Linked DNA regions of Homo sapiens: region 1 is linked to region 2. A link is an interaction called in ENCODE POLR2A ChIA-PET data of the cell type or tissue named here. Cell type or tissue: PC-3. All regions are shown on one strand. Links, peaks and the distances in the headings refer to the core of each region. The heading gives the core; the rest is flanking DNA.

The links. Peaks named below come from ENCODE experiments on the same cell type or tissue, not always from the same donor. Only the 100,000 strongest peaks of a DNase experiment are listed, where the experiment ranks them.
Region 1: POLR2A ChIA-PET joins it to region 2 with 12 read pairs; 2 of 35 experiments call an interaction of 5 or more read pairs at or near these places.

What each region holds. Positions count from the first base shown.
Region 1 is chr6:133,097,390-133,102,787 of GRCh38, reverse strand. LINC00326 (long intergenic non-protein coding RNA 326) reads right to left here. Exons shown (of 4, transcript NR_026969.1): 3 at 2,604-2,781. Among named protein-coding and RNA genes, the nearest start is that of LINC00326, 12 kb to the right of the region's middle. In PC-3, for the core only: no CTCF peak of the experiment used is centred there; DNase peaks (open chromatin) are centred at 747 and 3,047; H3K4me3 peaks cover 580 bases; H3K27ac peaks cover 3,502 bases.
Region 2 is chr6:133,160,422-133,165,819 of GRCh38, reverse strand. No RefSeq gene overlaps it. Among named protein-coding and RNA genes, the nearest start is that of LINC00326, 75 kb to the right of the region's middle. RefSeq lists an enhancer at 4,640-4,809. In PC-3, for the core only: no CTCF peak of the experiment used is centred there; no DNase peak of the experiment used is centred there.

The sequences.
Region 1 (5,398 bases), core at 225-5,224, 63 kb after region 2:
CATCCAACAGTTGAAGACCTTAAGAGAAAAGACTGAGGTCCCCGAAGAAGAAGAAATTCTGCCTGCAGACTGATTTCAGATGCAGTAGTACAACATCAATCCTTCCTTGGGTTTCCAGCCTGCTGGTCTGCCCTGCAGATTTCAGACTTGCCTGCTCCCACAGTCATGTGAGTCAATTTCTTTTTCTTTTCTTTTTTTTTTTTTGAGACAGAGTCTCGCTCTGTCGCCCAGGCTGGAGTGCAGTGGCACAATCTCGGCTCACTGCAAGCTCCGTCTCCTGGGTTCACGCCATTCTCTTGCCTCAGCCTCCAGAGTAGCTGGGACTACAGGCGCCTGCCACCAGGGTCAATTTCTTAAAATAAACCTTTCTCTGTCTTTGTTTCTCTCTCTCTACACACACACATATGTATGCACGTAAGTATGTAACTATCTATCTATCTATATATCTATCTGTCTATCTAGAGATATGTATACACACACTATTAAAATGTATATACATCCTACTGGTTGTTTTTCTGGAGAACGCTCACTAATACATCACCTCTTCAAAGAGAGTGTCCCTGACAACCCCTGGTCACTCTTTAACATATTACTCCAATTTATTTTCTTCACTCTACATGTCACTTTCTATAATATCTTACTTATTTGTTTATGTACATGGTTATTGTCTATTCTCTCTTGGCCCCACTAGAATGAAAGTACCATAAGAACAAGTACCTGGACTGCCTTGTTAATTGCTGTATCTGTCATCTCCTTTGCCTGTCATAAAGTGGTGCTTTTCAAAAGTGTGGTCAATGAGTAATACTAAGAAATGTAGTTAGGGGGTCAAAGAAGATATTTTTAAAAATGTAAGACTCTTGGTACTTTAAATGCTTTATAGAAAGCTTGTATCAATTAGAACTGTCATCAGTGTCAGTATTAGAGTGACTATCTCAATATTCTCTCATTTACATCCTGCATTACTATTTTGGACAAGTTCTGCTAATATAACCAACCCCTTAACCATCCTTTATGTCCTACTAGTCCACTACTCAAAAGAACATCATCGGATTAGACAACCTGACATACACATGTGGCTCACAGCATGATACAAAACACCTCTTTACTTTCCTTCTAAATGACCAACTGTGCATACTGAGGCTATCTCAGACAGACATTAGAGAGTCATCCTCCCCTTCCCACTATCTCAGTTTTATTTTTTTCTCTCCATCCTAGTCCTGGGGTCAAAGAGGGATCTCCAGTAGCATTGCAATCCTGCAAAATAGGAGGGAATCAAGAAAAACAGCTCCTCCAGACCCAGGCTCACAGCAAAACATTAACACAGCAATGAATCTGCTCTTATAAAAGGATACTTGTTCTCTGTCTCTTCCCTGTACTTGAAGAGTAGCTTGTTATTGTAGCTCTGTATTACATTTTTAATAACCAGTAAAGCAAGCCCCCCAGAATACCTCTTCAAGCATTTCTTTGATTTTTTATCCTTTATTCTTTCTATTATTCTCAGACTATGGTCTCGGAAGGGAAGTTGGGTGAGCAAACCCGTCTAGTATAGGGTTGGGCTGGCGGGTGGGATGGAGGATGTGTGAAATCCCATTGTATATCCCCTTGTCCTCACTAATCCAGCAGACAAAGTGATATCTCATTTTAAGTTGGTAACATGTTTTATTATATTTAGTAGTCACAAATATTTTCCTCATCTGTGAGCTCTTATTTAGAAACACTTGGACCTCTTTCCTATTGGCAAACTTACTGGTTGGCATGAGCTCTATTTAATGACATAACCCTTTGTCATTTTTCTGAAAATACTTTTCGAATTTATTGCTGATCCCTTAATTTTGCTTATGAAAGGATTTAATGTATCACAGCTTGGGCTTTTTATATTGATTTTTTTCTTCTTTAGTGATTACTTCTTTTTCTGAAATCTGGAATTATATTATTATTTATATAAATTATGTATCATTTTATTTTTTGACATTAATTTTTAATTTATCTGAAATGTGTTTGGTTATAATATTTGAAGATAGTTTATTTAATCTACTGTTACAGCAGCATTCATTATATATCTTTGTAATTTATTTGATTTTTCGATTGTATTTTTATTTAATGATTTTATTTGGTTTATTGGAGTTTTGTTTATTTGTTTGCTTATGGTTATTTGCAGTGGTACTGTTGTCATATAGAAAATACTTATCATAATTAGGACTTGTTTCTAGTTTTTTTTCCTATTTCTTGAATCTGCCTTTTGATTCTTGAATCTAAACCACTCTGCCTTGTTAATGTGGCCCTGTATTACATTTTTAATAACCAATAGATCAAGTCCCCCAGAATACCTCTTCAAACATTTCTTTGATTTTTTATCTTTTATTCTTTTATTATATGCATCTTCAACAGGTGCTACGAACTCAAGAAAATCCCACTAGGAGTCCCACTGTCATACACTATATCTAGAACCTAATATGAGAAAAATGTCTGCCTTTAAAATGTCGAGGCTCTTATCTAGCAGCACGAAAAGATTACTGACTCTTAATTAAAATAAAAAATTATGGTAAAGATATTAAATGAATAGGTGATAGGTGAAAACTATAGAGATAATTTTGGGTAAATACCTGATTTCTGGATCCAGGCCATAATACCAATCTTCCCATCTCCCACCTTCACACAATTGAACATTCTGATTCTTACTGAGCACATATTCTTCGTGATGAAAACGATTTTGTCTTCTTTCAACACTCAGTTGTATATGCTACACATTCAGATACCTGATGTAAATTTTTGACCTTGCGTCTACAACATACAACAAAGTTGAAATGAAAAAATCATTTCAACTTTCATTTGAAGTGTGAAGGAAGCATTATATATCTTGTAATACAGGAAGGAGATTACCAAAGGAAAGAGGAAAATGATCAAATTAAGCAAATCTCATAACTCTCTTCTTTAAACAGAGGGGTAAACCAAAGCTAAAAGCATTCCAATGCATGACTCAATTCTCCTCTTGATCTTGTATAGTTAAAGATTGTGTATTCACAGAAGGCTCACTTCACTAAGGAAACCACAGTGAATCTATTATGCAGGAGCTCTTATTTCAGGATGTTGCTGCAAGAATTCCTTAGGGTTTTTCCTGTAACCTTGAGCAACCTCTTTAAACATCATTCACCAGTCACACACAACTATATATAATCATACATTACAAGACAAAAAAAAATTTCCCTTACTTTCAATTAGATTAGAAAGCCATATTTTTCTCAAAAACATTTTTAGTCCTTTTACCCCAAAGTTTATAATTACTTCTTTTATTTATGATTGTATGGAACAACTACAATTCTTAAATTAAGAGGATTTTTCAATGAACTCTAACCTTTCTATTGCAGTGCAAGCATAAATACTCAATTGTTGTTTGATTATTTATCAAGGGCTGGGCTGTGGGCTTAAAGTTTCCCATTGCATTTTGTAATTTACTAGATGTTTTGGAAATATAAGAACAAAGGATAGCCAGAACTCCAGAAAAATGTGGTATCTGATGAAAATATGGGAGTTTTAAATCTTACTATTTCCCCAAATTAATTTGCTTATAACCAATTTCCTTCTCACTTAGAAAAAAAATATATCCTGGCCCCTAACTAAAGAGTCAAATATTAGAAAATGCTTCACAGGAGCATAAATACTGGAATTCCTCAGAAAAACAAAATTCTTCTTTAAGTGGGATTAGAACCCTATTAATTCATTGGATAATGACAATTCTGTTTTTTCCTTTACTCTTGCAAGAGTGCAATGATTGCACCTCTTTCAATCTAAGAAATAATTGCACCACTATTGTTTTATCATGATATAATACCTGTGTTTGCCTGTCAAATACAGTATATTGAGTTGAGAACTAAGTTTGAGAAAAGTAGTATATAATACGGCTAACGTCCCCTTCAAGTCCTAGAATAAAAACTTTAGACCTTCTTAGAGATAACTGTTAACAGTTAGGAATTCTGACATTACCACACATTTTTTTACAAACAATAAAGGTGTAAAAAGTAATTTATCATTTTTGAAAATAATAAATAATAAATGTGTATGTACAGATAATAGCAGGAAAAATCTGTATGTACACATTTATTATTTGTAAAAAAATGTATATACATATTTATTATTTGTAAAAACTAAGAGCATCATGAACCTCATAGTGTCTAGTAAATATATAAATTGTTTTTAAAGCCTCTATTAGTGATACAGGATCAGATCAAGATTATTAAAAGTGAAAATGAATTTGGTACAACGAAATTACTTCTTGGAGGCAGCATGTTATGAAACTCTTATCATGCTCTGTAGTTTAACTGGAAGAGTTTCTACAGTTTAGGATAGAACTGGAAAGACTTCACATAATAATTGATGAAGACATCTGAATAGCTGGTATTAAGGATACATTCACACTTTACTTCTTTCATTGCCAGAACTTTTAGGCCATCCGTAGAAGCAGTAAACTTTACTAAGGTATTTAGACAATAGAAATATTCAGGAAAAATAAAGATGCACATTCTGGAAAAAAAAAAACAGTTCAAATCATGTTTAAAACAATTGTGTTTACGCACAAGGAAAGAAAAAATAAAATTTAAAGCATGAGATAATTAAGTGGCTTTTGTGGACTGTTACACATTACCTGTAACAAAGGGGAATAAAGTCATTGAGGCTTTTTTTTAATGAATAAACATATTTTTATAAAACATGAAAAATTTCTGAAAACCAATAACAAAGATATCTGGTGTGTGCGACATCAACATTCATTTGACACATTTTTTATTACAAATTTAATATATACTAGATTATACTCAAAAACTTCCAAAGTTTCCATTGCCTCCTAGAGTCATGATTCTCAATTCTAGCCTAGAAAGCTTTTTTTAAATGCTTTTGTCTGAGTCTCTTTCTTGGATAATTCAGTCAGTATCTCTGAAGGTGGAGCCCAGGTATTGGTGTTTTAATAAGAGTTCCCCAGGTAAATCTAATGTCCAGCAGGCTCCCATTATTTTCCTATATGAGTGTATATGTCACTCTGTATGATTTAATAACTACATTTGCCTTGCATTTTCCAATCTCTAGACACATCTTTGCTAATGCTTTTCCTTCTGTGGACTTCTCATCCCTCATACCAAAGTTTAACCGCTTGTTAAGACCTTCACAAGACACTAACAGCTATTGAGTGTTCAATCTTCCCATTCTATAGAAGTATTTACATCCCATACTGTACTTCACAGCCAAGTGGAGAAAGTGAGTAAGCTAAAGGCAAGAGTAAAACGGGGCTTGATAACAAGGGTAGAGGGTGCTGTGAGAAAGCACATAGTAAGAGCACCTGACTCAGACTTGGAAATCTAGGAAAGCTCCTAAGGAGCTGGGGCCTGAGGGATGAGTGAAAGTCAGGAGA
Region 2 (5,398 bases), core at 265-5,264:
GGCCTTGGTCCGTCTTGCAAGCTGGAGTGCAATAATGTGATTATAGCTCACTGCAGCCTCGAAATCCTGAGTTATAGGGATCCTCTTGCCTCAGCCTCCCAAGTAACTGGGCTTACAAGTGTGGACCACCAAGCCCAGTTTTTTTTTTTAATTAATTAATTTATTTAGTAGACATGAGGGTCTCACTCTGTTTCCCAGGCTGGCCTCAAACTCCTGGCTTCAAGTGATCCTCCTGCCTTGGCCTTATTCTGTTTTATCATGTCTCTCCCACTAGAATGTAACTCTTAAAGGCCATGGAACTTAGGCTGCTGTGCTCACTGGTGTACTGGGAGCACATTGAACAGTGCCCTGGCAGTTATACTCAACAAATATTTGCAGAATGAATGGATCCATTTATAATGGGAACAACCTTTTATAAATGAGATTTTTAGAATCCAAACTCTCTGTAACCTGAAACCATAAACATCATCTTGACTTTGCCTAGTAAGACTGACTGAAAAATAGAAGCTCTAAGGCAGAGGTAGGGATGTAATTCTAATAATAATAGATATCACATTGCTGAATTATTTCTTAAAAATGGGTTAGAATGCATTCTTCTAAATGTGTCCTTGACAAGCTTTACATGTAGTGAAACTGTAACTCTTTGGAATCCTGGGGAAATGATGCATTTTTGTTACAAATTTTAACCACTGATGTTGAAATGTGGTACCACATATTCATAAACACAATAGTACTAAATATTAATGATTTTTCTTTGATGAATACATATTTTATTACTCAGTGTTCTGAATTGCAAATAAGTCTCTCGCTGTAACTGTAAAAGAAGATAAAGAAAATGTAGAAATGTAAGATAAATTTATTTTGCTCAAGTACATACCCTTAAATTGATAATAATGCAGCATTCTAAAACTCTTCTTGTGATTTGCTAAACGTTATGATTTGCCTATTTAAAAGCAGTTTTTAAAAGTGAATTTGATCAATTAAGGATTACAATTTTAATCAAGATTTAGTCAAGACTTTACTATGGAATAAATTTTATTTTTCTTCCTTTCTATCACTATTCTATATATTTTAAAGCTCTGTCTTCTCTCTGGTCTGTGTCCAATTTTTGGACTGTTTTTAGTTTATTTGCGTCTCAGCACCTCATCACCTTCCCAAGATTAAGAAAAATGAAAGACAAAACAATGTCAGGATTGGTTCTCTGGCACTGTAGAGGAAGATTGAAGAAGCCATCTCAGTAGAAGCAGTTGCTCTATTTGAAGAAGATTGAAGACGTAGTGCTCAGGTGGGCATGGAGCAGAACCACTGTGCCTGAGGCCACAGTGATGGACAGAAAGGGGAGCAACAGTGGCCTGCCACCTTGATAAATCAGAAGTTCTGTCCTATGGAGGTCATAGGGAAGTGGGATTACTTCCTGGTTCTCCTGGAAATATAGCTTACATTATGATCCTCCAGAAGAATCCACTCTCCACCACTGTTGACCAAGAGGAACCAATCCTATTGTAATAAGGTTATTAAGGTTCTATGCCCACAACACTTCAAAGTCTTGAGTGGCTCCATAGTGACTCTGAGGCATTTTAAGGACTAGGAAGACCATAAGACCATTCTTGTGTTCATTCCTCTGTCTACATTTTCTCATGATTCAGCCAGTTTGCATTTAATTTCACTAATACTGAATGTGAGATTTCAGTTCCTTTCCAGGAGGATTGGGTATTGTTAGTTCAAGCGCAACTTTCTAGCTAGCAATTATGTTTCACACTGCTGGAAAAATTCCCTTAGCTACTTCACTCTGTCCCTAAAGTGATTCACTTTTTGTTTTAAAAGAATTTCTGATCCCTTTGTGGATATGAACATTTCCTAATATCTTAGCCCCTGTTGGGACTCTGAGCACTTGTGGAGAATTTGTCAGTATGAAAATAGGTAATCACTGGTATGCTGGTGTAGGTCAGGGCATTGCCCATTAAGATAGCATGGAGGGAAATAAAAATGAGATTTTTAGCATGATCTTACATGTTATAAGATCAGCTTGAGTCTTGGACTTTGGTGAGTTGGCAGGTATTTAAACGTTTGGTTTTTAAAATGTTCTTTCTATGGATGGACTAACATTTTTCAGAAAATTTTCCATGAAAATTAATACATTTTCTGCTTTCAAGTTAATTTTTATGTTTTTATGAATAGATGTGAAATAGAATTTAAGATCTGGGAGAGACCATCAATTGAGTCTTGAAATTGACAGAATTGTGCACTTTCCCTTGAAATCTTTACACATAATTTCAGAATGTTGCTCTCTGCTTAGAATATCTCCACTTCTACTACTACCTCCTGCTTCCACCCCATCCTCCAGCTTATTTCATGTTAGGAAAATTCTTCATTCATTATTTTGTTCAGACATCCCATCTCTGAACTCTTGGCACTGATAATTGTTTCATCTTCATTGCTTCTGTTACACTTTGTACATGTATGTCAGAACTTATCTTTCTATGTTTTGCTATCTTGAGGTATTTATTTCATCTACTAGACCTGAGCTCCTTAGGGTGTAGACTTAGTTATATTTCCATCTATGATATGCATAGACTATGGTAGAAATTTAATATCTTGAGAGAGCAAGTTAAATTCTCAGTGAATTAATTTAAAATACAACGTTACTTGGGTATAAAATCTCTTGTACCTAAGTTCATAACTTACTTGTATTTTGCAATCATACCTGAAGAGCTAGAATCTTTCCACCACTTTCAGGTATTATATTCTAGTGTAATAATACATCAGAATGCATATAAAGTTAATACAAAGTACTTAAAATGAGAAAAAAGTGTAGAAATAAGAAAATAGCTTTTTGTTCAATGATTCTTGGTTGTATTTATGTTCTAAATTTCTTATAACTCAAACTCAAACCAAATAAACGCAAAGATAATGTACATTTGGAGTTTTACTGTATATGAAATGTAGTGTTGTATGAACTTAGTATGTGACATATAATATATAATGTACAACTCTTCTGAATCTGTGAAAAATTACATTAATAAAGTTAGTTTTTAAAAATAGCTGGCTGGCCAGGCACGGTGGCTCACGCCTGTTATCCCAGCACTTTGGGAGGCCGAGGCGAGCGGATGACGAGGTCAGGAGATCAAGACCATCCTGGCAAGCATGGAGAAACCCCGTCTCTACTAAAATACAAAAAATTAGCCAGGCATGGTGGCATGCACCTGTAATCCCAGTTACTTGGGAGGCTGAGGCAGGGGAATTGCTTGAACCCAGGAGGCGGAAGTTGCAGTGAGCCGAGATAGTGCCACTGCACTCCAGCCTGGTGACAGAGCAAGACCCCGTCTGAAAAAAAAAAAAAATAGCTGGCTATAAAACTGTCTTTGATGTCCTTGTAAAAAGTCCCAAAGACTATATATATATATATATATATATATATATATATATATATATATGCCAAACATCTTTGCCAGAATGATTCCCCAGGTGAATTTATTATTGAAGACATTAAGGTCATGATTGAAGACAATGGCCATAGTAAAAAAAGATTAACTGGCAAGATTATATATTGTAGTTCTGTTTAGTCTTCAATTTCTGAGGCTGATAGTTTAATAAATGCTTTCACCTTCATGATAATTGAGCCAATGTAACTGTATTGAAGTTTATATTTCTTAGATTTGTTGGATATGTTTTTCAACTCTACATTTTACTTATCATAAATCACATTCTCTGTTTCTTAAATTCTCTCATATTTTTCCTATTCATGGAAACTTATATAAATGTATAAAACTTATTGTAACGAATTGAATCTGGAATGCAAAACGTTCTTATTTATTATTCTGCTGGCAAGCTAAAGATTTTGGATCTCTCATGGACAAAAGGGCACATGTCCAGCTATCAGCTATCAGACATTTCCACAATGCATCAGTGAGATTCTACATTTTCATATTTCTCTTAATAGATTCTTTTTGTCAGTATCAATAGAGAAATTTTACCTTTGTGTTTCATAATTTTAGCATAATATCTGTTCTAAATCTATGAAAAAAGTAACAGATTATAAGTTTGTTCATTCCATATTTGTTTTGTTATCATATACATAACTTATAAAATTTAATTACTCTCACCTAACAGGCTAGAACAATTCCAAAAATCTTTATAAAAATAAACATATATATAATATGTTCTTTAAGTTATTATTGTGAAGAATGTTTCCAATCAACCTATCCAAAATATGAATTGAACCCCAAAAGTATTTGGATTGATGTAAATGGACAGAGGTTTATGTGGCTTTTTTTTTGGTAAGGGTAGCAAACTGTCAATGATGGATGAGGTGAAAACTCCATGACTGATGCCTTCAGATGCCCACACAGAGTGCCTGTGGTCTTATTCTGCCCCCACTGTGTACACATACAGCATTCTGCAAGGAGGCTTATCCAGAGAGACCATTTCCTTTGTTTCTCCTACAGAAGGCAGTCTAATGGCCTCCTGAAACACTGATGAGATCTATCTTACACAGGTTGGTTCATGCTCTAGATTAATGTGTCTCTAGCTGTGGCCACAAAATCCAGCAGGCAAGCAAGTGATTGTGAATAGTCCACAATGCACTTCCCTATAAAGTCAAGCATTATCTTTATGCGGTGTTAGCTTCACATATAATGAATTTATGCTGTGATTAACTAGATACTAATAATTAAAAGCATCTCTGAATTCATTCATGGAGTAACAAAAATATCACTGATTACATTATGTGGCAGCAGAGGGAACTGTTGACACTTAACACAGAATCTTTGTACAACAAAATTTGGGACTCTAGGTCTTAAACCATTCTTTCATTTTCATTTAAATACTCAATACATTAATAGGAACAAATGTGAAATGCTATGACATTAATGTGAAAACTGCAACTTTATGAATACAACAAGTGCCCCTTTATCTGAGGGGATATGTTCCAAGAGCCTCAGTGGATGCCTGAAGCCTCAGATGGTACCGAACCCTATACATGCTATGTGTTTTCAATCTAATAAGCAAGGGGGTTCCCAAGTGACTAACTGGTGGATAGTGTATGCAGCATGGATACACTAGACAAAGGAGTGGTTCATGTCCTGCCTAGAACGGAGTGGGATGGTGAGAGATTTCATCACACTACTCATAATGGGGCATAATTGAAAACATATGAATTGTTTATTTCTAGACTTTTTCATTTATTATTTTTGGACTGCAGTTGACTGCAGGTAACTGAACTTTGGAAAGGAAAGCCACAGAGAAGGCAAAGGACTACTGTAAATTTTTCATTGAGAAGCTCTTTAAAGAATGTACCTTTCAAAAATAATTGTTGTTTCAATTTGCATATCCCCACGGGAAAAGAAAATGATCAATGGTAGCACTGCTTAGTGAGTTTCACTTTGCAAAATCACAGCTT